Linked DNA regions of Homo sapiens: region 2 is linked to region 1. The links are chromatin loops, found by intact Hi-C in ENCODE. Cell type or tissue: heart left ventricle. All regions are shown on one strand. Links, peaks and the distances in the headings refer to the core of each region. The heading gives the core; the rest is flanking DNA.

The links. A loop is a pair of places that touch in the nucleus more often than their neighbours do. Peaks named below come from ENCODE experiments on the same cell type or tissue, not always from the same donor. Only the 100,000 strongest peaks of a DNase experiment are listed, where the experiment ranks them.
Region 2: a loop joins it to region 1, with 2.1 times the contacts of the local background. A loop is called at or near these places in 7 of 110 quality-filtered maps.

Annotation. Positions count from the first base shown.
Region 1 is chr10:44,303,091-44,315,766 of GRCh38, forward strand. The region is part of intron 1 of LOC124902544 (a long non-coding RNA gene); the gene reads right to left. Among named protein-coding and RNA genes, the nearest start is that of LINC02881, 17 kb to the left of the region's middle. RefSeq lists enhancers at 4,565-4,774, 7,725-8,227, 9,507-9,676 and silencers at 6,795-6,964, 7,809-8,138. In heart left ventricle, for the core only: a CTCF peak has its summit at 8,121 (motif pointing left); DNase peaks (open chromatin) are centred at 7,789 and 8,111; H3K4me3 peaks cover 937 bases.
Region 2 is chr10:44,065,494-44,078,169 of GRCh38, forward strand. No RefSeq gene overlaps it. Among named protein-coding and RNA genes, the nearest start is that of LINC02659, 160 kb to the left of the region's middle. In heart left ventricle, for the core only: no CTCF peak of the experiment used is centred there; a DNase peak (open chromatin) is centred at 4,988; H3K27ac peaks cover 263 bases.

The DNA.
Region 1 (12,676 bases), core at 6,685-9,184:
ATCACATTCACAGAATCAAGAACAAAAACCATATGATTATTCCAACAGATGCTGAAAAAGCATTTGATAAAATTCAATGTCCCTTTATGATAAAAACCCTTATAAAAATGGGTAATCAAGGAACATACCTCAAACTAATAAAGGCCATATATGACAAAGCCACAGCTAACATAATACTGAAGGGGGAAAATTTGAAGGCCTTTCCTGTAAGAACTGAAATAAGACAAGGATGGCTATTTTCACCACTATTATTCAACATAATACTGCAGGTCTTGGTCAGAGCAATTAGGCAAGAGAAAGAAATAAAAGGCATCAAAATTGGAAAAGATGGAGTCAAATTAGTCTTGTTCACAGAAGGCATAATCTTGTACTTAGAAAAACCTAAAAATTCAACCAAAAAACTGTTAAAACTGATAAATGAATTCAACAACATTGCAAGATACAAAATCAATATATTAATACAAACTTGGTAACATTTATATATGCCAGCAGTGAACAATCTGAAAAAGAAATCAAGAAAGGAATCCTGTTTACAATAGCTACAAAAAATATAAAATACCTAAGAATCAATCTAACCAAGGAGGAATCAATCTAACAAAGGAAGTGAAAAATCTCTACAAGGAAAACCATAAAACTCTGATGAAGGAAATAGAAGAGGACACACATGCACGATAGAAAGATATTTAATGCTCATGGATTGGAAGAAATAACATTATTTAAATGACCATACTACCCAAACCAATTTACAGATTCAGTGTAATCCCTGTCAAAACATCAATGATATTCTTCACAGAAACAAAAAAAAATCCTAAAATGTATATAGAACCCAAAAGACCCTGAATAGCTAAAGCAATTGATATGGTTTCGCTCTGTGTCCCCATCCAAATCTCATCTCATATTGTAATCCCCATAATCCCCACGTGTGGGAGGGTGGGACCTCGTAGGAGGTGACTGGATCATGGGGGCCATTTCCCCCATGCTGTTCTCATGATAGTGAGCGAGTTCTCATAGGATCTGATGGTTTTGTGTTTGACAGTTCCTCCCTCTCTCTCTCTCCTCTCTCTCTCTCTTTTGCCTGCCACCATGTAAGACATGCCTGCTTCTCCTTTTGCCATGATTGTAAGTTTCCTGAGGCCTCCCCACCCATGCGGATCTGTGAATCAATTAAACCTCTTTCATTTGTAGATTACCCAGTCTCAGGGAAGCTCTTTACAGCAGCATAAGAACAGACTAACACAGCAATCCTAAGCCAGAACAAGGCTGAGGCATCACATTAGCTGACTTCAAAATCTAGTACAAAGCTCTAGTAACCAAAACAGCATGGTACTGGCATAAAAATAGATACACAGACCAATAGAACCCAGAAATAAATCTACACATTTACAACAAACTCATCTTTGACAAAGACACTAAGATTATACAATGAAGAAAGAACAGTCTTTTCAATAAATGGTGCTGAGAAAACTGGATAACTATGTGCAGAAGAATGAAACGCAATCAAATCAAATCAAATCAATATGAATTAAAGACTTAAATCTAAGACCAGAGACTATGAAACTACTTAAAGATGACAGGGAAAATGCTCTAGAACATTGATCTAGGGCAAAGATTTTTTGTATAAGACCTCCAAAGCACAGGCACAAAAGCAAAAATAAACAAATGGGATTACATCAAGCTAAAAAGTTTCTACACAGTAAAGGAAACAATAAAAAAAGTGAAGGGACAACCCACAGAATAGGAGAATATAATTGCAAGCCATCCATTTGGCAAGGGATTAATAACCAGAATATATAAGGAGCTCAAACAACTCAATAGCAAACTCTTCTCAGGAGAGTAGAGAAAGTCAAACAAAACAAAACAAAAACAAAAACAATCTGATCAAAAATCAGATCAGACATTTCTCAAAACACGCAAATCATCGACAGATATATAAAAAATACTAATGTCACTAATGATTGGAGAAATTCAAGTCAGAACCACAATCAGATATTATCTCACCCCAGTTAAAATGGCTCATGTCAAAAAGGTAAGCAATAACAGATGCTGGAGAGAATATGGAGAAAGGGGAACCCTCATGTGCTGTTGGTGGAAATGTAAATTAGTACAGCCAGAAAGAAGAACAGTATGGAAATTCCTCAAAAAAACTAAAAATAGAACTACCATATAATCCAGCAATTCCACTGCTGGGTATATACTCAAAAGAAAGGGAATCTATCAAAGAGATATCTTCACTTGTAAGTTTATTGCAGCACTATTCACAATCACCAAGATTTGGAACAAACCTAAGTGCCCAAGGATGAATGAATTCTTAAAATATGGTCTACGTACCCAATGGAATATTATTTAGCCATAAAAATAAATGAAATTCTGTCATTTGGGGTGATATGGATGGAACTAGAGGCCATTTAAGTGATATAAACCAAGCACAGAAAGACAAATATCACATGTTCCCACTCATATGTAGGAGCTAAAAAGTAAATCTCATGAAGGTAGGGTACCTTAGTGGTTACCAGAGGCAGGAAGGGGAAGAGGGAAGGAGACATGAAAGAAAATAAAAAGAATATAAATGCATTTATTACCATTGAATGTACACTTAAAATGGTAAAGATGGTAAATTATATATGTAAAAATTAATTTAATTTTTAAAAATAACAAAAAATAAATACAAAAAAAAGAGATAGCTATTCCCACAAGAAAAAAAAGTTAGAAAAGTATTCTATATAGGAAGAGATCCAGGCCAAGCATGATCTTTTCTAGGGTTTATCAGTATAAATCGAGGCATGTATAAAAAAAATTTCTAGGGTAGTCAAGATTTTACTGTAAAGCCAGTAAAGGGACTGAAATGCAACCACCAAGAATATTAAGGAAAAGAAAGGATTAAATTTGATTATTAGTAAATTAGAACAATTTACTCCAGGGAGGCTGAAAATGGATGAAATCGCTCCCTTTGCCCCTTTAAATATCACAAAATATAATTAACTTGGATTCAAATGCACACATCAAAAAGCAGGAGCATTTATGAGAGTTGTGTGATGGGATTTGATGTGAAAGGAATCCATATAAAATGTTCCTTCCCCAACCACTGGGCCTGGAGGACATCAATCAGTCCCATAGTGATGGTGCCATCCAATGCCGGGGATAAGAGATCACACTCAAGGACTCACCATGCTTCTCAGAGGACAGGTCAGAAAGTTCCCCTGCCTTCCGTGTGGATAGCAGTGTGGAACTTACAAGTTGCATTACTTTACAGCCGCTCTTTTGTTCCCACTCATTTTAAAGCTATGAAGGAAGTTGAATGAGGCAGCCATGGTTTCAAGGAATTGGGTGACTTGCCCAAGAGAGCAGAGAAAGTCACTAGTGAAATTGACCTTAGTTCCCTTATGAAGATCTTCTAGCCTGGCAATAGCACACACTGATGCTGGACTTGAAACTTGAGCAGCAGGGTATGAGCTGAGTCACAATGTTTGGCACTAGTAAAAGGCCAGCCCACAGAAGTTGGGATGCTGAGAAGAATTGGAGAGTGGGGCAAGGGAGAAGAAAAGTAGAAGACAATGCTAAGAAACTAATAACCTCTTTTACAAAGTGGAGTGTTGAGAGTCTGTCAAAAGTTGTCGTAGTCCGTTTGTGTTGCTATGAAGGAATACCTAAGGCTGGGTAATTTATGAAGAAATGAGGCTTATTTGGCTCATCGTTCTACAGGCTGTACAGGAAGTGTGGTGCTAGCACCTGCTTCTGATGAGGGCCTCAGGAAGCTTACAATCATGGCAGAAAGTGAAGGTGGAGCAGGTGTGTCACATGGCGAGAAAGGAAGCAAGGGAGGGGAGGAGGTGCTAAGCCATTTTTAACAATCAGGTCTCATAGTAACTAACTGAGTGAGAACTAGAAGAGTGCCCACAGGAGGGCACCAAACCATTCATGAGGGATCCATCTCATGACCCAAACACCTACCAGAGGCCCACCTCCAACACTGGGGGTTCACATCTCAACATGAGATTTGGAGGGGACCAACATCCAAGCTAACTCAAAAGTAAATGGAAATAGAAAGAAAAGGATGAGTGTATTATTTGAAGTTACAATATTATCAAGAGAGATGCTAGAAATAATCTAATTCTCAAACATTTCAAAGAACAGAGGCGGGAAAGGTTTGGTTGTCAGGCAAGCAAATCTTCTATATGCTTGACGCGATGTGGATAAATAGGTCAACAGAGATAAAGCATTTTATTTAGAACTGTGGGATAGGCCTCAGGACAATTACTAAGAGGAATACTAAAAAATCTCTGTATTGTGGTTCTGGGCTGGGGTGGCATCTGGTGAGAGGCTGCTCTTTCGTATTATAAACCCTTTGTAATATTGTATTTGATTTGTTGCTATGAATGTCTATTACTTTAATTTAAAAAATGACACAAGATCAATTTTCTGTATTTCCAGCATAGAGACAGTTGCTGTCTTTTCATAAAGAACGTTTTAAAGAGAAATCCCTACAGAAATAATAAATAACATGCTTGTCATTCCTGACTCCCAGGGTACATGGTTGCTTTAAAACATAGGTTTTATTCATTTAGGTGTGGCAAGGCCAACAGATAAGGAGGGGACTGCTGTTGAACAGATAGTCTGTCATGCACAGATCTGGAGAGGAGGTACATGCCTTGCCATGGGGGCCACGCTGTGCCATGGGGGACCACATGGGGAAACTCCAGTGTTGGTTAGAAGTGTGGGGGGAACTGTAGCAAGAGCCTTTAATGTGGTTTTTGTGAGAAGGAACCAGCAAGGCAGTACAAGTAGACTTAGAATGGACTACTTTGAATAATTTTAGTGGGCTCTGGACACAGGGGTGTCATGAGTTGCCTGGTGCCTGGCCCTGGGGTGATTAGGGCAGGTGGCCGTGGCCCAGAGGGTGAGAGCCCAACGGAGGAGGTGGTTGGGAGGGCTCTGGAGTGGTTGGTTTGCATTGGAAAGCTGTGCTTGCTGAAGTCATTTACCATCTCTAGGGACTGGCCAGCCTGGGAGGGGCAGTCCCTCCAGGCCCAGCAAGGCACCGAGATTTCTACACCTTTTGAAATAGTTTAGTCAAAAAGCACCCAGTGTCTATTTCTTGCAACTGCAAAAACAATATTAAAAAGAAAGCACTGATTGCTAGATATTGCCACCCTAGGTAGTGGTCACAAAGACCATTAGCCCCTGAACCCTCATGGATGGTTGTTAACAGAATCTTCTGTTTCTATCTCTGCTGTCCTTTCAGCCTTTCCCATTGTCCCCTTATCTGCCTCTGAACCAGAACAACATGCATAGTTCATCCAGTGGGCAGTGCGTCCTCAAGGTGAGTAGCTCTCCTGGACCTAAGTCCTTGCACGGCGAGCAACCTTCTGGCTTGCACTTGGCCACTGCAGAAAAAGGGAATATGCCAATCCTTTCCATGGGAGCATGGGACATCTCAGAGCTCATTAACAATTGATGCTTTGGTTACATATCAACTTTGTGTTTTTCATTATCACAAGCTAATTCCCACGCCAACATTTTGGATCTCTAAGCAACTGGCAGGGTTAAGCTTAGCATCCTGGCTGATATTTGGTTGCTATCACTTCAATGTTAATAATAGTTTCAGTCAACCAGCTGGCAATATGGTAATTAGATAAAGCCTAGAAACAGGAAAAGACAGTAAAGGTGTCAACCTGGGACAGGGAAGCAGAGTGGCAGCCTTCTCTGTGAACCTACCTAGCTTGGCTAAATTTTCATAACACAAACACATACAAGAACACTCTGCTATTAAAAAAAAAATCTGGGGCCCATCAGCTTTCTTCTCATTTTTCCAGTGAATGGTTGGCAGAAATCTTCCAAACTGTCTACTTGACAATTTGTTTAAAAGTATAGTTTTGCAGCTGGGTGATTTGTTTGCTCTTTTTCCCTCCAAGAATCAAGTGTTACAATCAGGGATAGCTTGTTATGATGGAAGCCGTGCGGGCAGTTTGGATTTTCATGGGTGTCCCCACCCTGCTGGCAGGCAGCTGGCTTTGGAGGCCTGTCCTGGATCCCTCTCACTGACTGCATCTCCCCTCCCCTGGTCCAGGCTCCAGTTTACATGGCTCTGCCATTGGGAAGTGGAATGGCAAAGCATATGCGGCCGTGCTGCTCAGCCAGGTACAAATAAGAGTTGTGTTGCTGCTCATCTGGGGCTGCTGGCTGCCTAGAAAAATGAAATAAAGTGAGTTTGTAACAAGCAAAGTCCTGTGAATTGTGGCCTCTTTCAATCATAAACAGACAGTTTATCCACTGAAAAGATCATATGGCCCAAATAATCAGAGTGACTTTGGAAGAGTAATCCACGTGGTTTTATATTAAAGAGGGGGAGGGAGGGAAGGAGGTGGCGGGGGGAGGGAGAGAGAGAGAGAGGGAGAGAGAGCAAGCCAGATTTCTCCACAGAAACAGAAACGATAGGATATACAGATATAGTTGGATGAGGAGAGCTGTTGTGAGAATTGGCTCACTCAATTATGGATGCTGAGAAATTCCAGGCCACGCCATCTACAAGCTGGAAGCAGGTCCAGGCCAGTCCAAAGGCCTAAAATCCAGGGAGGAAGGGGACTGGTGTAAGTCCCAGAATCCAAAGGCCTCAGAACCAGGAGCTCTGATGTCTGAGGGCAGGAGAAGGTGGATGTCCTAGCTCCAGAAGAGAGAGACAATTCACCTTTCCTCTGCCCCATTGTTCTCTCTGGGCCCCCAACAGGTTGACCAGTGCCACCTACATTGGTGAGGGTGGACCTTCTTACTCAGTCCACTGATTCAAATGCTCATCTCTTCCAGAAACGCCCTTACAGACACACTCACAAATAATGTTTTACCAGCCATCTGGGCATCCTCACCGCAGTCACGTTGACACCTAAAATTAACCATCTCAGAAAGCCAAAAGGTGGCTGGGGACGCGGGGGCAGCATCAGCCGGCTCCCCGCCCCCTGACCAGGAGAAGGTGCGCACCGTAAGCACTCCACCCTCCCATTCGGCCTCTGGCCCCAGGTGCAGCCACTGTGGACTCACCCTGCCTGGTGCGGAACACTCCCTCCCTGTGATGTGCAGTCCGCAGATGGAAGCCTGGAGGGCCCACACGCTTCCGAAGCAGGGTGGCCCTAGGCTGGCTTGTCAGCGGAAGCTGTCTAGCGGGGATATGGCGGTGGCAGAAGTGAGGGGGCTGAGGGGCGGGGCGGACTTTAGCAGGAGGATAGAGGGGAATGTCCTTGTTTCATAAAGCTGAAGTGTGCCCAAGCAATGTCCCGGTATCTCTGTGAAAGGTTGGCTGCCTGGTGTGACTGAGAGACCGGAGATTTGGCCCTGGAAGGTCAAGTGTGGTGGTCTTTTTCTTTTTTCCACTTTTTAACCTTTTTCTACTGTGGGGAGATCGCCCAAGATTACTGAATTTGCTAACCCCAGGGGAAGTAGGCATTTGAGTCTAACAGCGCCATCCCTCCCTCCACAAAACCCTGTAGAGCAGTGTTCGCTCTATGACGTGTGAAGGTGAAAAGCCACTCAGGAAACCAGAGAGATTTGGCACTAAAATATATGTTTTTCGTAACCAGGGCAGGTTGGGCTTCCCTTCATCACACACCAACAGATGCACACGGAGCCCCGCGCGGCCCATTCCTGAGGGCGGATTCCCCAGGGCAGGGCGAGAAAGGCCCTCGGGCCCCTGCCTGTGTGCCCATCTCTCCATCCTAGGTCGAGGATGAGCGGGTGTGCGCAGGCCCAGCGTGGGAGAGGCAGGCAGGCCAGGAGCGGCCCGCCAGAAAGGTGCAAGGGAAAGCCCCAGAGGCGGAGGGGAAGGTGAGAACCCGGGGCGGTGATGCTGCACGCCCCTGGGGGACTGCATGGAGAAGGGGAGGGTGCGCGGGGCCGGCTGGTCCAGTGCACTCCGGCGCGGCCCCGGCACCCGTGGGCACCGCCATGTCCTTCGCTCAGCTCCGCCGCGGCTACCTGCGGGGTCTGCGCGGCTGCGGTGGCCAGGTGAGGACGTCTCTGCCCTTGCGCGGCCTGCGCTGTATGCTTCCTGCCTGGCCCGCGCTTCCCCTGCCTGCATCACCCGCTGCCCGCGCGGCTCGGAGCGCGCCCTCTGCTGGACCGGCCACGGCCGGCGGGCGGCTGCCTCCAGGCTCCACCACAGGAGGGGGAGCACGCGCCCTGCTGACCGCACGCCCACGTGATATCGCCTTCTGCCATCGCAGAAAGCAGCGGTTCAGCCTCTCTGCCTGCACACTTGCGTGATGGGGAGCTCACAAGCAGTCCACTGCATTGCTGTCAACGCTGACCATTAGAAACAGCTTCCTTATGTTGAGCCCTTTGTCGCTCACTCCATTTGTCCTACCTCTGCCCTCCAGGTCTCGCCTGCAAAGGGCTTAGCTTCTCATGACAGCACTTAAAGCATTTCAACACAGCATTAGCACCACCTAACCCCAGTTCTTCTGCTCTGCCCAAACCTCCCCGGGCCCTCCAATCATTGTGGTATGATGTAGCGTCACCATTCAGATGACTCACGTTAGGACACAAACCATCTACAGAGTCCCTTCTCCACTGTGGTGCCCAGGAGTACACCTGAGCCTGCAGGTAGGGTCTGCCCACTGCACAGGACGGGACGTCGCCTGCGGGACTCTAACCGCTGGCCTTCAGACACACAGGCAGAGGTCACAGCAGTCGATGTGCCAGAATCTTCACACTTCTCATGCGCTCTGAGTTTAGGTTCAATTTTTATTCATTTTCATATGTTCTACTAAGTAATCCCATCCCTGAATCCATCCAGCGAACATTTAATTCCTAACGAGTGCCAGACAGCTGCTATTATTGCTGTTCAGTCTAAGGGTGTATCTTCAGTTTCTGCACTAAAGTTCATCCTGGCTTACCACGTCCATAATTCTCATTTATGTTAATCATTTGGGATGGTGATGTTTTTAAATATCCAATATATCTGTAATGGCTTCCAGATCCATCTAATTAGTGAGTTTGACAGGCAGCCTTCGTATGTCCTAGTGCTGTTAAAATACCGAAATCCAGCTTCATATTCCGGTAAAGAGGCTGCACAGCCCCTTTCCCCTTTGTGAAAGATTGCTTGACAAACTACCAAGGCTTTTATGAGGAGCCCATGAAGATCTTAACCTATTGTCTTTAAATTGATCAAAAAGCTTCCTCGTGTCACCTTGTCACATGCCTTACAGAAATCCAGAGACACTAAGTCCACCACATTTCCCTGATGTGCAGCCCAGTAATTGCACTAGCGTCTTGCTGCCCTGCTGGGCGGTTTTGACAGAACACCTGTCATTGCCTCTCCTGGTCTCTAAGCCTGTTGTTCTGCTGGGCAGGCTGGACACTGAGGTCCCACGACTGCACACAGAGGCACACTCAGTTCTCAAACAACCACTCTATGCACTCCTGACTCAGAAAGGAGCCTGGGACTCAAGCTTTGTCTCTGATGGTCCCCTGAGGCGGCGGGTGCTTTGTTCCTCTCTTGTGCTTAGCCATGCCTTGTCCCAGCAGAAGTGTCTCAAGTCATGGGGTTTCCCCATGTCCCTGCAGAGGGTATTTTAGTCTAAGAATACATGGCATTCTTAACAAGGGCTTCCTGATATTAATCATAAATAGTCCTGCACTGATTTCACACTATTATTCTTTCTTACAACTTTTGTTTTTAATACAGCTGAACACCCACCTCCTCAGGCTGTGCCTGAATATGTGTGTGATGTGTATGGTATGTAGGACAAGGATCCTATAGGAGATAATGAGTATTTTAAATATATAAGACATATTATTTACTACTATATATTTTTAAGGAGAGAGAAGATGTAGCATTTTCATTGCACTGGAAACTATACTGCAGTGATGGCTGAGGCCTAGATGTGTCCTTGAGGTGGAGGAGTGCTGGGGAGCAGGAGGTTGGGTATGGGGAGTCTGCTCTGTCCTGCTTTCTGGCCTCAGCTTCCTAGTTTAGTGAATGGCTGGGATGGGATGATCCCAAACATCACTCCCAACTCTTCTACAACATCCGCAAGTCATCACTTACAATATAGACCTATGGTCTCTGAGATTTGTAACTGACTTTTGTAAGAGTACTACTGCTACTAATGAGAATAGTAATTGACACTCACTCATTATGCATCTGTGACTTGGGCTTCAGCAATTTGCTGAGTTCTTATAACATATCTCTGAGATAGATGTACTACTCTATTTACAGATGAGAAAGACCCAGGTCTGGCATGCTCAAGCCACTCGTTCAAATGAACATGCTGTTATGCAGCAGCCAGAAAGCCAGGTCTGTCTGGATCTTTTACATCCTCTGGCCAGAGGCTGCAGTGTGGAGATTCTACCTGAGGAGACATACGGAATCTAGAACTCTGCAGCCCAGTGTCCAATATGGGATCCAGTCCGGGCGCGGTGGCTCATGCCTGCAATCCCAGCACTTTGGGAGGCCAAGGCAGGCGGATTACCTGAGGTCAGGAGTTCGAGACCAGCCTGACCAACATGGTGAAATCCTGTCTCTACTAAAAATACAAAAAGTAGCTGGGCATGATGGTGCATCCCTGTAATCCCAGCTACTCAGGAGGTTGAGGCAGGAGAATCCCTTGAACCTGGAGGCGGAGCTCTGAGCCACCTCCCCCAGTCTGGGAGCCAAGTCCTTGGCCTCCATGGTTGACCCACTTCTTGACCCTCTCCTTCACTAGGCAGCCAGTGGCTGCTTCATTACAGCTCCACACTTCAACAACTCCCAAAGAACCCAAATATCATTAAGCAATTTTATAGCAGTCTGGGGCTGACTGACAGTTCAGAAGTGGCTGCCGAGTTACTTGCCATCCAACAATTAGAAAACAGTCAAGGCCTTGGTGGGGGGTGAGGGTGCTTAGCACAGGGCTGAGGGCACAAGTATAATGTCTAAGACCCTGCACAGAGTCCTGCCAAAGCCTTGGCAACAATCCCAGTGCTGTGTCTGGAGAAAATGACAAATGTTCCAGAAGTGGGAGGGCACATGTCTCTCCTGGAGAGACTCTGCTTGAGGCTGCATTTACACTAGGGCACCCTTTGGGTTACTGTGGAAAACTAGATGACTAGAGCCCCAGTAAAAGCTGCCTACTGTGTGGAAACTGCATGCAGATAGTTCTGGCATGGGAGGGTGGCTTCCTGATTGAAACAATAATAATGCTGGTGTGTGTGTCACTACAAGGAAAGAAAGGTGATTTGTGGAAATAACTACTCATACAGAAAGACAACTCAGCTTGATTAGGGAGAAGTAAGGAAGACAGGGTAAAGAATGAATTTCCTCACCTACCAATGCCAGGAGCAGCTCCAGGACCAAGAAAGGGATGTCACTTAAGGAAGTGCTCCTGCTTAGGGTAGTAGGGGTGCAAGGTCAGCTCCTGAGAATGTGTGCCTCTTAAATGCTGGGCCCTGGGAGGGTGGTGTCTGCCTGGCTGTACCCTAGTTGCAGCCCTAAGCAGGGATTTAAGGATCTACTTACTTTAGCTTATTTATTCCATATAAAAGCTTCATGGTGCAGAATTACTATCCCCATTTTATAGATAGAAGAAACGGAGGCTCAGGTTCAAAGTCACCCAGTGAATAAACTCAGACAAATAGCCTCACGATCTCATAGTCTGCTTAAAACCATTTCAGATTTTTTCCCAACATTAAAACAACTCTGGGGGAAAGATAGATTAATCTGGTCAGAGTCATGTCCCAGCCACTTGCTGTTTGACTTGAGGCCAATCACTTAATTTCTCTAGGACTCAAGTTTCTTGGTTTTAAGTGGGGAGTAATACTAGGACATGTATAGATTTGTTATGAGGCTGAAATGAGAACATGCACATAAAGTACTCAGCAAAGTGCCTGGCACAGGATACAGGCAACGCTAACAGCCAATGAACAGCAAGAACCAAGAGTCACTCATTCAACAAAATGTTTCCATGCCCAGATGCCTCCAGCCAGTGACTACCCTCAAAGAGCTCATAGTCTGGAGGCAGAACAGAAAAAAAAATAAAGCAGGAGGAGTGAATAGCATGAAATAAGGCTTGTGGGAGCCAGAAGAGGAAATTTCCAAAAGTTGGGAGGAGACCCAGAAGCTACACAGAGGAGGCGACTTTGGAGACGAGTCTCGAAGGGCCACTCTGAGGCTTGCAGGCAGGAAGGGCACCCCAGGGAGCTGCGTTTCAGCTTGTGACCCCTTAGGAAACCCGAGCCAGCCTCAGGATGCCTGGAGTGGAAGGAGGGAAGAAGAGATAGGAGAGTTGGGTTCTAGAAAGTGTAGGGGTTCCAAACACTAATGGGTTTTGCCATGAGGACTTGCCCAGCCCAGACATGTGGTCCTTTTGCACTCTGATTTAGAGAGTGCCTATAGTCCCAGCTACTTGGGAGGCTGAGGCAGGAGAATTGCTTGAATCCGGGAGGTGGAGGTTGCAGTGAGCCGAGATCGCTCCACTGCACTCTAGCCTGGAGACACAGCGAGACTCCATCTCAAAAAAAAAAAAAGAAAGAAAAGAAAAAAGAAAAAAAAGAGAGTGCAATTCCTACATTCTAGTGCAAGGATGGTTTTGCTCAATCCTGGCACCCTAAAATCAGGGAATGGTGAGAGTCCAGGTTATAACCCAGAACCACCTTTCACTCTTTTCAGGATATAATCTTTCTTCTCTGTTCTTTTTCTTACAAGCATGGGGCT
Region 2 (12,676 bases), core at 3,929-6,428, 240 kb before region 1:
ATCTGTTAGCTTTCACTGGGTAAGAAACTGCTCCATAAGGGAGTGGCTTAAACAACTATTTATCAGTGCTGGGCAGTCTTCAGGCCTGCTGGGCAGTTCTGCTGTTGAGGTCAGGCTAACTGATGGAAGCTGGGCTTGCTCAGGTCTGGGGTCAGCTGACAGGTCAGGTGGGGTCTGCTGGTCTGGAGCCCTCTGTGCTTGCGTGGAGGTTGGCTTCATTCTGGCTGAGAGGTGGGGAGTCAGGGCCACGAGCTTCTCATAATCCAGCAGGTGACCTAGCCTCGTTCACACAGTGTCTGCCAGATTCCAGAAACGAGGGCAGAGCGTTAGTGGTGTGCAGAGGGCCTGGTTTGGATCTAGTACACATGGCTCGTGCCCTGTTCTGTTGACTAAAACACTAGAATGGCCAAGATCCAAGGGGTGGTTACAGGAAGGGGTGGAATTTGTGGCTATGTGAAAAATGGACCCTACTGTTTGTTCTGTATTACGGCCACTGCATGTCCTCCTGTGTCCCTATCCCACACCTGGCTCAACAGCAACAGGGGACAAGGAGGCCAGCTCTGCCTCTCATTTGTTGCTTCCTTTGTGGATGGCAGGAAGACAAAATCTATCGTGAACAACAGCATGCCACCAGGGTTTCCTCCTGAGAAATACGTTTTTCATTTTCCATGGAAAGCTCTTAAATGACGTTTCCTTGGAACCATCAGCTGTATGCATAAATATGGAGTTCAAATGGATATCCAGTTTTCACAGCTGTGTCTGTGCTAAATTAAAAAGAACAGAAAAACAAAGAGAAAGAAATAAAATGACCTCTGGCTTTTTGCAACAGAATGGGGGTGCAGGGAAGGAATCCTTCCAACACCGTGCAGCCGGCTTCATTACTCCATCATGTGCAGATTGGACTCTTAATTAATCATGGCTGAATTTTTGCACTTTTACTCTGGGGCTGGTGGTTTATTTTCTTGTTCTAGTGCCCACATGAGCATCCTCTGGCAATAAAACATCCAGAGAGAAGTTATAAAAACATGTCATCTTGGTTATAACATATGGCTAATTGATTTTTGAGAATCGCTTAATTGTGTGACTTTAGTTAACTAAACAACAATGCCTGTTTTCACACCTCTGATATTAGCTCATACGATTTCACGACCTGCCCCTGCTGAGACACACTCCATATTTCTGACCATAAATCTGGCCTCTGCTCAGCTAGCATATTTGCTCCAGCTTTGTTGTGGTAGTTTTACTGCATTGGTTGCCTTTAAAAAAAAATTATAGTTGGCAATAAGCATTGAGAAAGGTTTAAGGGTAGAAAGAGGTTTTCTTTTTTTCCAGTCTATATGAGCTGAATCTTTAATTTCTTCCTTAAATAAAATAATAAAAGGTAGTTTTCTTAACAACTTTGCCCAACATGGATCTCTGTAGGTTCCACTTAAACAGAATATGAGAGCAACATGAGCCTGTGGTCTTTTTTACAGAGGTTTACAAAAGCTCTGCTGAGTTCGATTAATTGCCTGGAGTTTCACAGGGGTCCGTGTCAGTTACAAGAGGGTTTTAATGTGGAAAAGTTAAGATGATAGGCATGTGAGGAGGAGGGAGAGGAGAGGCTTGAGTGAGAAGAAGGAGCTAGGGAGGAAAATAAAGGTGTTTGAGAAGCAGTGGGAAAAAAGCCTTCAGTGGATAATGAGAAAGTGGGTTGGAAGACTCAGCATATTCCTCTAGATTATGGTACAGGCTACAAAGATGGGGGAATGAAGAGATCATCTTCCAGTTTTGCTCCTCTGGAAACTAACTGCCCGTCATGGTTATTATGCAGAGTCAAAGTACAAGATCCCTGTCAAAAGCCATAGCCTGGGGTAGAAGTAGCCACCCTCAGCGTTCCACAGCTTCACTTGAGATTGATGATGTTTTATTTTCTTCCTTACTATAAAAGAAGCCCAGAGTAATGATTACAGTCTATAATAATAGCTGATACTTGCATGTTTTTGCCATGTGGTCAGGCAGTGTTCTAGGTGCTTTGAGGATGTAATTCCTTAAAGCCTCACAAGGACCCTGTGATGCAGGTACTATTGTTACACCATTTCACAGATGAAACTCCTGAGGCACACTGAGGTGAGTAACTTGCACACAGTCAGGTAGTTGCTGTATGTACATGGCAAAGCAGGGACTGATGGGCTCTTTGCTACCTTGCCTCCTTGTTTGGATATTCCCCAGGTAAAGCCTTCAACAAGGCCCTGGGTGCTAGGCCCTGCAGTCATCGGTGCCAGGAAAATACACTGGGGCTGATTCTCGAGGTGGAAAGATGTATGCCTTTTATTCCCTTTCTTGCCTTACTACACTGGCTAGAAGTTGCAGATGATGTTGAGATCTTGCTTCATTCCCAGCATTTGGAGAAAAGTATTTCGCATTTTGCCATTAAGTGTGATGTTAGCTGTAGGTCTTTTTGTTGATACTCTATCAAGTTGCGGAAGTTCCCCCTACTCTTCATTTTCTGAGAGTTTAAAAAAAATTATAAATGGTGTTTTTTTCTGTATCCATTGATATGATCATGTAATTTCTTTCTCCATTAATACAGTGGATTACACAGATAGATTTTTTAGTACTGAACTAGCCTTGAACTCCTGGAGTACACTCCACTTGGTCATGGAGTATATTCTTTCTATATATTGCTAAATTTGATTTGCTGATACTTTGTTAAGGATTTTTGCAACAAGAGAAGGAAAAGAGTATGCAAAATTTGAACCTTCACCTGAACAGTGGGCAAACCCAGGATTGCCTAAAGTTTCTGGCTCTGTGGGGCCTATCCTGGCCAGGCCCCACTGAGGAAGACTGCTGTGCCATAGTGCCGACAGGATGGGACCACATGGTAAAAGAAAACACAGAAAAAAAGGACAAACCTGAATGTTCTCATCTGGACCATCCCATTCTTGTAAAAACAAGCAAACAATTATAAAAGGTCACAGCTTTGTGCGATTCTTAGGGGAAGGTCTCAACCAAAGCATTGAGACTGAGTTCAGTGCTAGATGCCAAGCAAGAACCACAGAAAAACCAAACAAGTCACTCTTCTATACTTTTGTATCAAGATTAAAAATTTTCAGCAATTTTCATTGAACAGAAACAAAGCACTCTGCAGGAATGCAATCCCCTCAGCTATCAATACTTGCCTTCATCCCCCTCAACCCCACCATAACAGTCATGGTGAAGGTCAGTGTGCCCCAGGCTCTGTGGCTGACTAACTTTAGGGAAGAAGGACACAGGGTCCCAGGCAGGGGGCACCATTCAGGCAGACCCCACTCTCCACTTTGTCCAAGCATGTTCCTGCCTTCCTGGGTGACAGCGGCTTTTCTGTGTACCTTTGGCCTAATTCCTTGTGCTGGCTCCTGCATTGGTAACCACCCTGTTGTGACCTATAATTCATCTTCCAAACCAAGGATGTGGCAATTTTGAAAGTGATTTTGCCAGAACAGCAGGCCTAACCTAGGATTGCTTGGGGCAAATGGACCCATACGGTCCGTCTTCTAATATTTGAGGTTCTCCAGAAGTGGGGCTCTGGGTTGTCCTTGCCAGACCCCACTCCCCACCATGGTGGCTACGAAAGGTCTGCCTGTTCCCTGCCCCAGCAGCTGAGCCCCTTCTCCTCTCTTCCAGAACCCCCTCTGCTGTCTTGCTCTGGGATCTCTAACAATCTATTGTCTGACCCTTGAACCCTGCTGTGAAATCTTGGTGTGTCCTACAGCCGTCCGTTCTCGGGCTGGACTATGCCTGCTGGTGCTTGCCCTTTGAATTTTGTCCCATGCTCTTGCTACAATCTTCTGGATTTCACACCAAGTGAGTCACTCTGTTCTCTCCACTCCCACCGGGCAGACCCATGAGGCCCCTGCATGCACATGCTCTCTGCCTCTCGAGAAGCACTCCTCCCTGTTGGGGATGCAGTGGGGGATTGAATGAGCCTCCACTGGTTTGAAAGCTGAGGGGCTTTCGTGTGTTGCCTTCCTCTTCTCCCTGCTATTTATACCTCCTGTAGTATGATTTCCCTTTCAGAGGTTAGATCCTGAGGCTCAGAAAGATTAAGGAAGCAATTCCTTGTATTCTGTAGTGCCCCTGTAGCCTCTTGGAAGTAGGCTTAAGTTGGGAAACCCAGTCCAGCCATGGCAGAACTTGGCCTTTATTTATAAGGGAAATGATAAGAATGTCCTGGACATTGAAAACAGGAAAGAGAAGAGATATTCGTACACCCATGACCGTAGCAGCATTATTCACAGTAGCCAAGAGATGGAAGCAACCCAAATGCCTATCAATGAACGAATGGAAAAGCAAGTGTGGTGCATGCATACAATGGACTATTATTCAGCCTCAAAAAGGAATGCCAAGAAAGAAAATTCTGGCACATGCTACAATATGGAAAAAGCTTGAAGACATTATGCTAAGCGAAATAAGCCAGACACAAAAGGACAAATGCATGATTCCACTTATGTTAAGTACTTAGAGTAGCCAAATTCATAGAGACAGAAAGCAGCATGGTAGTTGTTAGGACCGGGGGAAGTGGGATGGAGAGTTACCATTTAAGGGGTACAGTTTCAGTTTGGCATGATGAAAAGTTCTGGGGATGGATGGTGGTGATGGTTACCCAAAAATGTGAGTGTTCTTAATGCCACTGAATTGCTCACTTAAAAATGGTTAAAATAGTAAATTCTATGTTGTGTATATTTTACAAAAATTTTGAAGAAGAGGGATGTTCTGGATGTTCACTCCATAGGATACTGCTTCGTTTGTTTGGTAAGGGCATTTCACTCTTCACCCTGTCCTCCTCCGCAATCCCCGCTTTCCTGGAAGCCCCCACCATCTGGCCTGAATCTGCACTATCAACTGCATGTACTGCTGATGGGCTACTCGTGCCTCTGGAGAAGTCTTCACAGACACACTAAGCAGGGCCTGGCTCTGCCCAGAGTCTGCTGGCTCCCTGGCTCTGAGGAGACATGCCAAGCCCTGCGTTGGCAGGCATTGGGAGTTGCTCTCACTCCTGTGCAGCATGGAGATGCCAGGCAGAGGGAATGCATTATGCAAGCCCAGTTCTGAGACACCACGCATTGTGCTTTCCAGCCCAGCCATGCAATGCTGACCATGTGCAGTTATTGCAGCAAGGCTGGTGTCCTGGGGACAGGGCATCCTCTCTGTATAGCCAATGTCTCAGGGCCTCCTTGGTGCTGCTGTAGTGAGTCTAGGAAGCCAGGAGATGGATGAAAGCACTGTGGAGCCTTGTCACTCCATCACCTCTGTGTACAGAGGAGGGGGCCAAGGCCAGCTGTCCTAGATGCTGCACAGACACAGGGAGGTTTGGTCAGATCTGGGGTCTCCTGACCCTGGGCAGCACGCACATCATGGTCCTGAGGGCTGTATGCTGCCTGGCTGTTCTTGCACAGTGGCTCCAGGAAAGAACTCGGGAGGAGAAGTGTCTCTTTCTTTTATATAACTAGCTTCTATTTATTTTTACCTTTTACTTTTGTTGTGTTCAAACATTTTCAAATAATGTGCCCCTCGAGCTCATAATTAAATAGCCCAATCCTTTTACTCTTCACAGCATGTATCAGATCAAATCAGAAGCTTTTCCACAAACTTTAAAAAAATATTGTAGATTAATAGGAGTTTGCAAAGATTGTACAGAGAGATCCTGTGTACCCTTCCAGTAGGTTTCCCCATGATTACTTCTTATGAGATACAATATAGCATCAAAATCAGGACTTGGATATTGGTGCAAAGTGTGTGTGTAGTTATGGCTTATTTTATCACATATGTAGTTTGTGTATCCACTACTCCCATCAAGATACAGAACTATTTCCTCACTACCAAGATCTCCAGATCTCCCTCCTGCCACCCACCCCTCCCCACCATCCCTAAGTCCTAGAAACCACCAATCTAATTTCTATTTCTATAATTTTGTCAATATGAGAATGTTAAATAAATGGAATTATATAGTATGTGACCTTTTGAGATGGGCTTTTTTTTTTTCTACTCACAATGCCCTTATGATCCATCTAGGTTGCATGTATCAACAATTTCTTTTTATTGCTGAATAATTTTCAGTGGAACCAGTTTGTTTAACCACACTTATCCATTGGAGGGCATCTGGGATTAGTTTTCTCTCTTATAAATCGAGCTGCCTCAAATGTTTGTGTACAGGTTTTTGCATGCAAACATTTTCACTTTTCTGGGACAAATGCCCAGGAGTGCAGTCCTGGCTCAAACACCAAGTGGATATTTAGTTTATAAAGAAAACGTCAAACTATTTTCCAGAGTGACTAAGAATTCACATTCCCATTAGTAATGTATGAGTGATCCAATTTTTCCACATTCTCACTTGCATTTTGTGTTATTATATTGTATTGTAGTAAGAATATTTAACATGAGCTCTACCCTCTTAACACATTTTAAGTATACTATATAATATTGTGAACTAAAGGCATAATGTCATAAGCAGATCTCTAGAATTTACTCATCTTGTATAACTGAAGCTCTGTACCCACTCAAAACAATCACTTCCCATTTCCCCCTACCCCTAGCCTGGCAACCACCATTCTACTCTCTGCTTCTGTGAATGTGAATATTTCTGATAATTCATAGAAGTGGAATCATGCAGCATTTGTCCTTCTGCAACTGGCTTATTTCGCTTAGCGTAATGTCCTCAAGTTTCATCCATGTTGTCAAATGTGGCAGGATTTTCTTTTTAGGGCTGAGTAATAGCCATTATCTGTGTATACCACATTTTCTGTATCCATTTATCTGTTGATGGACATTTGGGGTTGTTTTCACATCTCGGCTTCATAATGCTGTAATAAACATAGTAGTAAAAATATTTCTTCTGGATCCTGATGTCAATTCTTTTGGATGAACACTCAGAAGTGGAATTGTTGAATCATATAATAGTTCTATTTGTAATTTTTTGAGGAACCTCTGTGCTGTTTTCCATAGCAGCCATGCCATTTTGTTTTTCCACCAGTAGTGTACAAGCGTTCCAATTTCCCTACATCTTTGCCAACACTTGTTATCATTTATATTTTTGATAATAGCCATTCTAACAGTGATATCTCATTGTGGTTTCAATTTTTAATTTCCCTGATGATTAGTAATGTTGAGCACCTTTTCATATACCTGTTAGCCATTTGTATGTTTTCTTTTGAGACATTTCTATTTAATTCATTTGTCTATTTTAAAATCAGGCTATTTGTTGTTCTACTATTGAGTTGTACGCATTCCTTATATATTTTGGATTTTGACTCTGCCCGTCTTATATATTGCAAATATTTTCTCCCATGCCACAGGTTGCCTGTTCACTTTGGTTTTTCTTTTGCTAGGAAGAAGCTTTTTAATTTGATGTAATCCTACTTGTCTATACGTGGTCTTGTTGCCTGAGCTTTATATGCCATATCCAAGAAATCATTTCCAGGACCAATGTCATGAAACGTTTCCTCTATGTTTTCTTCTAGGAGTTTCAACTTTGAAGTTTAAGTATTTAATCCATTTGGAGATGATTTTTACGTATATTGTAACAAAATGGTCCAATTTTATGCTTTGGTATGTGGATATCTGTTTTTTCCAACACCATTTGTTAAAGACACTCTCTTTATCTCCCTATTGTGTAGCCTTGGCACCTTGTCAAAGATCTTCATAGGGCCATATATGCATGTGTTTATTTTATTTTTTCTGGTCTAATATGTATGGAGTTATATGTCATGGTGGCTTTAACTTGCATTTTCTTAATGGCCAGTGATGTTGAACATCTTTTCATGTGCCCATTTATTATTCATAGATCCACTTTGATAAAATGTCTCTTTACATCTTTGGCCCATTTTCTAATTGAAATATTTGAGTGTTTTTTAATGTTAAAATTTGAGAACTATATTCTAGATATGAGCACTTTGTTAGATGTGTAGTTTGTACGTAATTTTCTCTAGTCTGTAACTTGCCTTTACTCCTTTAACAGGATCGTTAGCAGAGAAATCACTTCAGGTTTGGATGAGTTCCAATTGGTCATTTATGTACTGTGCTTTTGGTGTCATGTCTAAGAACCTTTCTCCAAGCCCCAAATCTCAAAGATTTTCTCTTACGTTATCTTCTAAAAGTTCTTATGTTTTACATTTAAATATATGATGTGTCTTCAGATGATTTTTGTAAAAGGTGTGAGGCTTAGGCCAAAGTTTATTGTTTTTGCCTATTTCATTGCTCTCGCACCACTTGTTGAAAAGACTATCCTTCCTCCAAGAAGTTGCTTTTGCACTTCTGTCAAAAAACAGGGGAACACATTTGTGTGGGTCTACTTTTGGGTTCTTTACTCTGTTCCATTGATCTATGTGTATATCCCTTGAGTAATATGCCATAGTCGTGATTACTTTAGCTGTATGATCTGGATAATTCCTCATATTTTATTTTTTTCAGAATTGTTTTAGCTATTCCATACAGATTTCTATATAAATTTGAGAACAATCTTATTTATATCTATCTAAATTGTCTATATCTACAAAAAAACCTTGATGAAATTTTGATAAACCTGTATATCAATTCAGCAGAGAGTTTGTCTTCACCATATTGAGCCTTCTAATCCACGAATACAGTATGCATCTCCATTTATTTAGGTCTTCTTTTATTTATTTCATCAGCATTTGGTAGTTTTCAGCATAAAGTCTTGTATATATTTTCTTAGATTTACACTTCAGTATTTTTTTATGTTTCAACGATATTGCACTCAAAATTTTGGTTTTCATATGTTCATTGGTAGTGTATACAAATACAATTGATTTTTAAATATTTATCTTGTATCTGTGAACCTGTATCTTGTTGAACTCACTTATTCTAGAATTTATTTCGGTAGTCTTTTTTTTTTAATCTGCACTGGCTATCATGTCATCCACAAATAGGAACAGTTTTATTTCTTTTTTAATCTGTATGACTTTCGTTTCATTTCTTTGCCTTAATGTGCTGGCTAAACCTTTCAAGTATTCTGTTGAGTAGCAGTGTCACATGAAAGTAGAATCCATGCCTCATTCACAATCTTAGGGGGAAAACATTCAGTCTTTTACCATTAAGTACAATGTTAGCTGTTTTGTAGATATTCTTTATTAAGTTGAAAAAGTTTATCTCTACCCCTATTTTGTGACAGTTTTTGTCATAAATGGGTGTTGAATTCTGTCAAATGCTTTTTCAGCATCCATTAATATAGTGGATTACACTGATCGATTTTTCAATATTTAACCAGCCTTGCATTCCTGGAACAAGCCATACTTGGTCATGGTGTATATTCTTTGCACATATTGCTAAATTCTATTTGCAATTTTTTTTCTTTGTGGTATCAGGGTAATATTGGCTTCAGGGAATATATTAGAAAATGTTCTCTTTTTTTCTGGAAGAGATTGTATAGATTTGGTGTGGTTTTTCTTAGATCACATATTAGTCCCTTCTTGCACTGCTATAAAGAAATGCCTGAAACTGGGTAATTTATAAAGAAAAGAAGTTTAATTTGCTCAGGGTTCTGCAGGCTGTACAGGAAGCATGGCTGTGGAGGCCTCAGGGAACTTAAAATCATGGCGGAAAGTGAAGGGGAAACAGGCACGTCTTTCATGACCAGAGCAGGAGGAAGAGAGAGAGGAGGGAGGTGCTATACATTTTTAAATAAACAGATAACGTAATAACTCACTCACTATCATGAGAACAGCACCAAATGGGAAATCTGCCCACATGATCCAATCACCTCCCACCAAAGCCCACCTCCAACATTAGAGATTACAATTTGACATGAGATTTGGGTGGGGACACAGACTCAAACCATATCAGACTATTTGGGAGAATTCTCCAGTGAAACCATCTAAGCCTGGATATTTCTCTTATGGGAGGTTTATAGTTATGAATTCAACATTCCTACTTGTTTACAGGATTATTCAAGTCATTTATTTTACATTGGAGGAGTTGTGGTACTTTGTACTTTTTGAATAATTTGTCTATTTTATCTATGTTGTCAAATTTACATATGTATGTTCATAGTGTTTATTTTTCGTTTGATGTCTGCAGAGTCTAGAGCTATCTTTTCATTTTTGATATGGTTGAATATCTGTAATCCAAAAACTCAAAATCCAAAATGCGTCAAAATCTGAAAATTTTTGAGTACTGACTTGACACTCAAAGGAAATGCTTATTGGAGCATTTTGGATTTTGCATTTTCAGATTAAGGATGTTGAACTATAAGTGTAATGCAAATAGTTCAAACTCTGAAAAAGTCCCAAATCCAAAACACTTCTGGTCCTAAGGATTTTGAATAAGGGATACTAAACCAGTACTGGTATATTGGAATGTCTTCTTTCTTTTTAAGTTTTGCTAGAAGTTAATGAATTCTATTTTCTTTTGCAAAGAACAAACTTTTACTTTCATTGAAGTTCTGTACTGTTTTTCTGTTTTCAATCCCACTGATTCTTGCTCTTGTTTTTGTTTCCTTCCTTCTACTTGTTTTGGGTTTATTTTGATTTTATTAAGATGAGAATTTAACACTGATTTGAGACTTTTTCTTTTTTCTAATGTAAGCATGTAATGCTATAAATTTTAGTCTTGGAACTGCATAATTGCATACCATAAATTTTGATATGTTGCATTTTAATTTTCATTTTCAATGTAATTTTTATTTCCCTTCTTTTAGTTTTCCTTTGAGAGAAGCTTTATTCATCCTTTATTACTTAGGAATATTTTGGGCGAATATATAATTTGGGGTGAACAGTTTTATTTCTTACATCACTTGAACAGTGTTTTGCCCCTCCCTTGGGCCTCCATGGTTTCTGATTAAAAAATCTACTGTAGGCCAGGCGCGGTGGCTCACGCCTGTAATCCCAGCACTTTGGGAGGCCGAGGTGGTGGATCATGAAGTCAGGAGATTGAGACATCCTGGCTAACACAGTGAAATCCCATCTCTACTAAAAATACAAAAAATTAGCCAGGTGTGGTGGCGGGTGACTGTAGTGCCAGCTACTCGGGAGGGTGAGGCAGGAGAATGGCGTGAGCCTGGGAGGTGGAGCTTGAAGTGAGCCGAGACTGTGCCACTGCACTCCAGGCTGGGCGATAGAGCAAGACTCCGTCTCAAAAAAAAAAAAAAATCTACTGTAATTTAAATTATTTTTCCCATGTAGGCAATGTGCTGTCTTTCTCTTATTGCTTTCAGGATTCTTTATCTGTCTTTAGTTTTTAGAAGTTTGACTGTGGTGTATCTTCGAGTGAATTTCTTTGAATCTATCACGTTTGGAATTCATTTAGCTTCTTGCATCTCTAAATATATAGATTATTTTGGCCACATTTGTTAATTTAGCATTGTTTTTTGAAAACATTTTTAGTTCCATGATCCCTCTCTTCTTCTAGGACTTTGATGACATGCTAAATCTTTTGTTATATTCATACATGTAAATGAGGCTCTGCTAATTTTTTCAGTCTGTTTCCTCGTTGTTGTTCAGATTGAGTAATTGCTATTGCTCTATCTTTAAGTTTATTGATTTATTTTCTTTTGTCATCTACATTCTGCCATTGTGCCCATTCACTGAATTTTTATTTCAGTTGTTGCATTGTTTAGTTCTAAAATTTCCCAGGGGTGAAGCCCACTTGATCATGGTGGATAAGCTTTCTGATGTGCTGCTGGATTCGGTTTGCCAGTATTTTATTGAGGAGTTTTGCATCGATGTTCATCAGGGGTATTGGTCTAAAATTCTCTTTTTTTGTTGTATCTCTGCCAGGCTTTGGTATCGCGATGATGCTGGCCTCATAAAATGAGTTAGGGAGGATTCCCTCTTTTTCTATTGATTGGAATAGTTTCAGAAGGAATGGTACCAGCTCCTCCTTGTACCTCTGGTAGAATTTGGCTGTGAATCCATCTGGTCCTGGACTTTTTTTGGTTGGTAGGCTATTAATTATTGCCTCAATTTCAGAACCTGTTATTGGTCTATTCAGAGATTCAACTTCTTCCTGGTTTAGTCTTGGGAGGGTGTATGTGTCGAGGAATTTATCCATTTCTTCTACATTTTCTAGTTTATTTGTGTAGAGGTGTTTATAGTATTCTCTGATGGTAGTTTGTATTTCTGTGGGATCAGTGGTGATATCCCCTTTATCATTTTTATTGCATCTATTTGATTCTTCTCTCTTTTCTTCTTTATTAGTCTTGCTAGTGGTCTATCAATTTTGTCGGTCTCTTCAAAAAACCAGCTCCTGGATTCATTGATTTTTTGAAGGGTTTTTTGTGTCTCTGTCTCCTTCAGTTGTGCTCTGATCTTAGTTATTTCTTGCCTTCTACTAGCTTTTGGATATGTTTTCTCTTGCTTTTCTAGTTCTTTTAATTGTGATGTTAGGGTGTCAGTTTTAGCTCTTTCCTGCTTTCTCTTGTGGGCATGTAGTGCTATAATTTTCCCTCTACACACTGCTTTAAATGTGTCCCAGAGATTCTGATATGTTGTGTCTTTGTTCTCATTGGTTTCAAAGAACATCTTTATTTTTGCCTTCATTTTGTTATATAGCTGGTAGTCATTCAGGAGCAGGTTGTTCTGTTTCCATGTAGTTGAGCAGTTTTGAGTGAGTTTCTTAATCCTGAGTTCTAGTGTGATTGCACTGTGGTCTGAGAGACAGTTTGTTATAATTTCTGTTCTTTCACATTTGCTGAGGAGTGCTT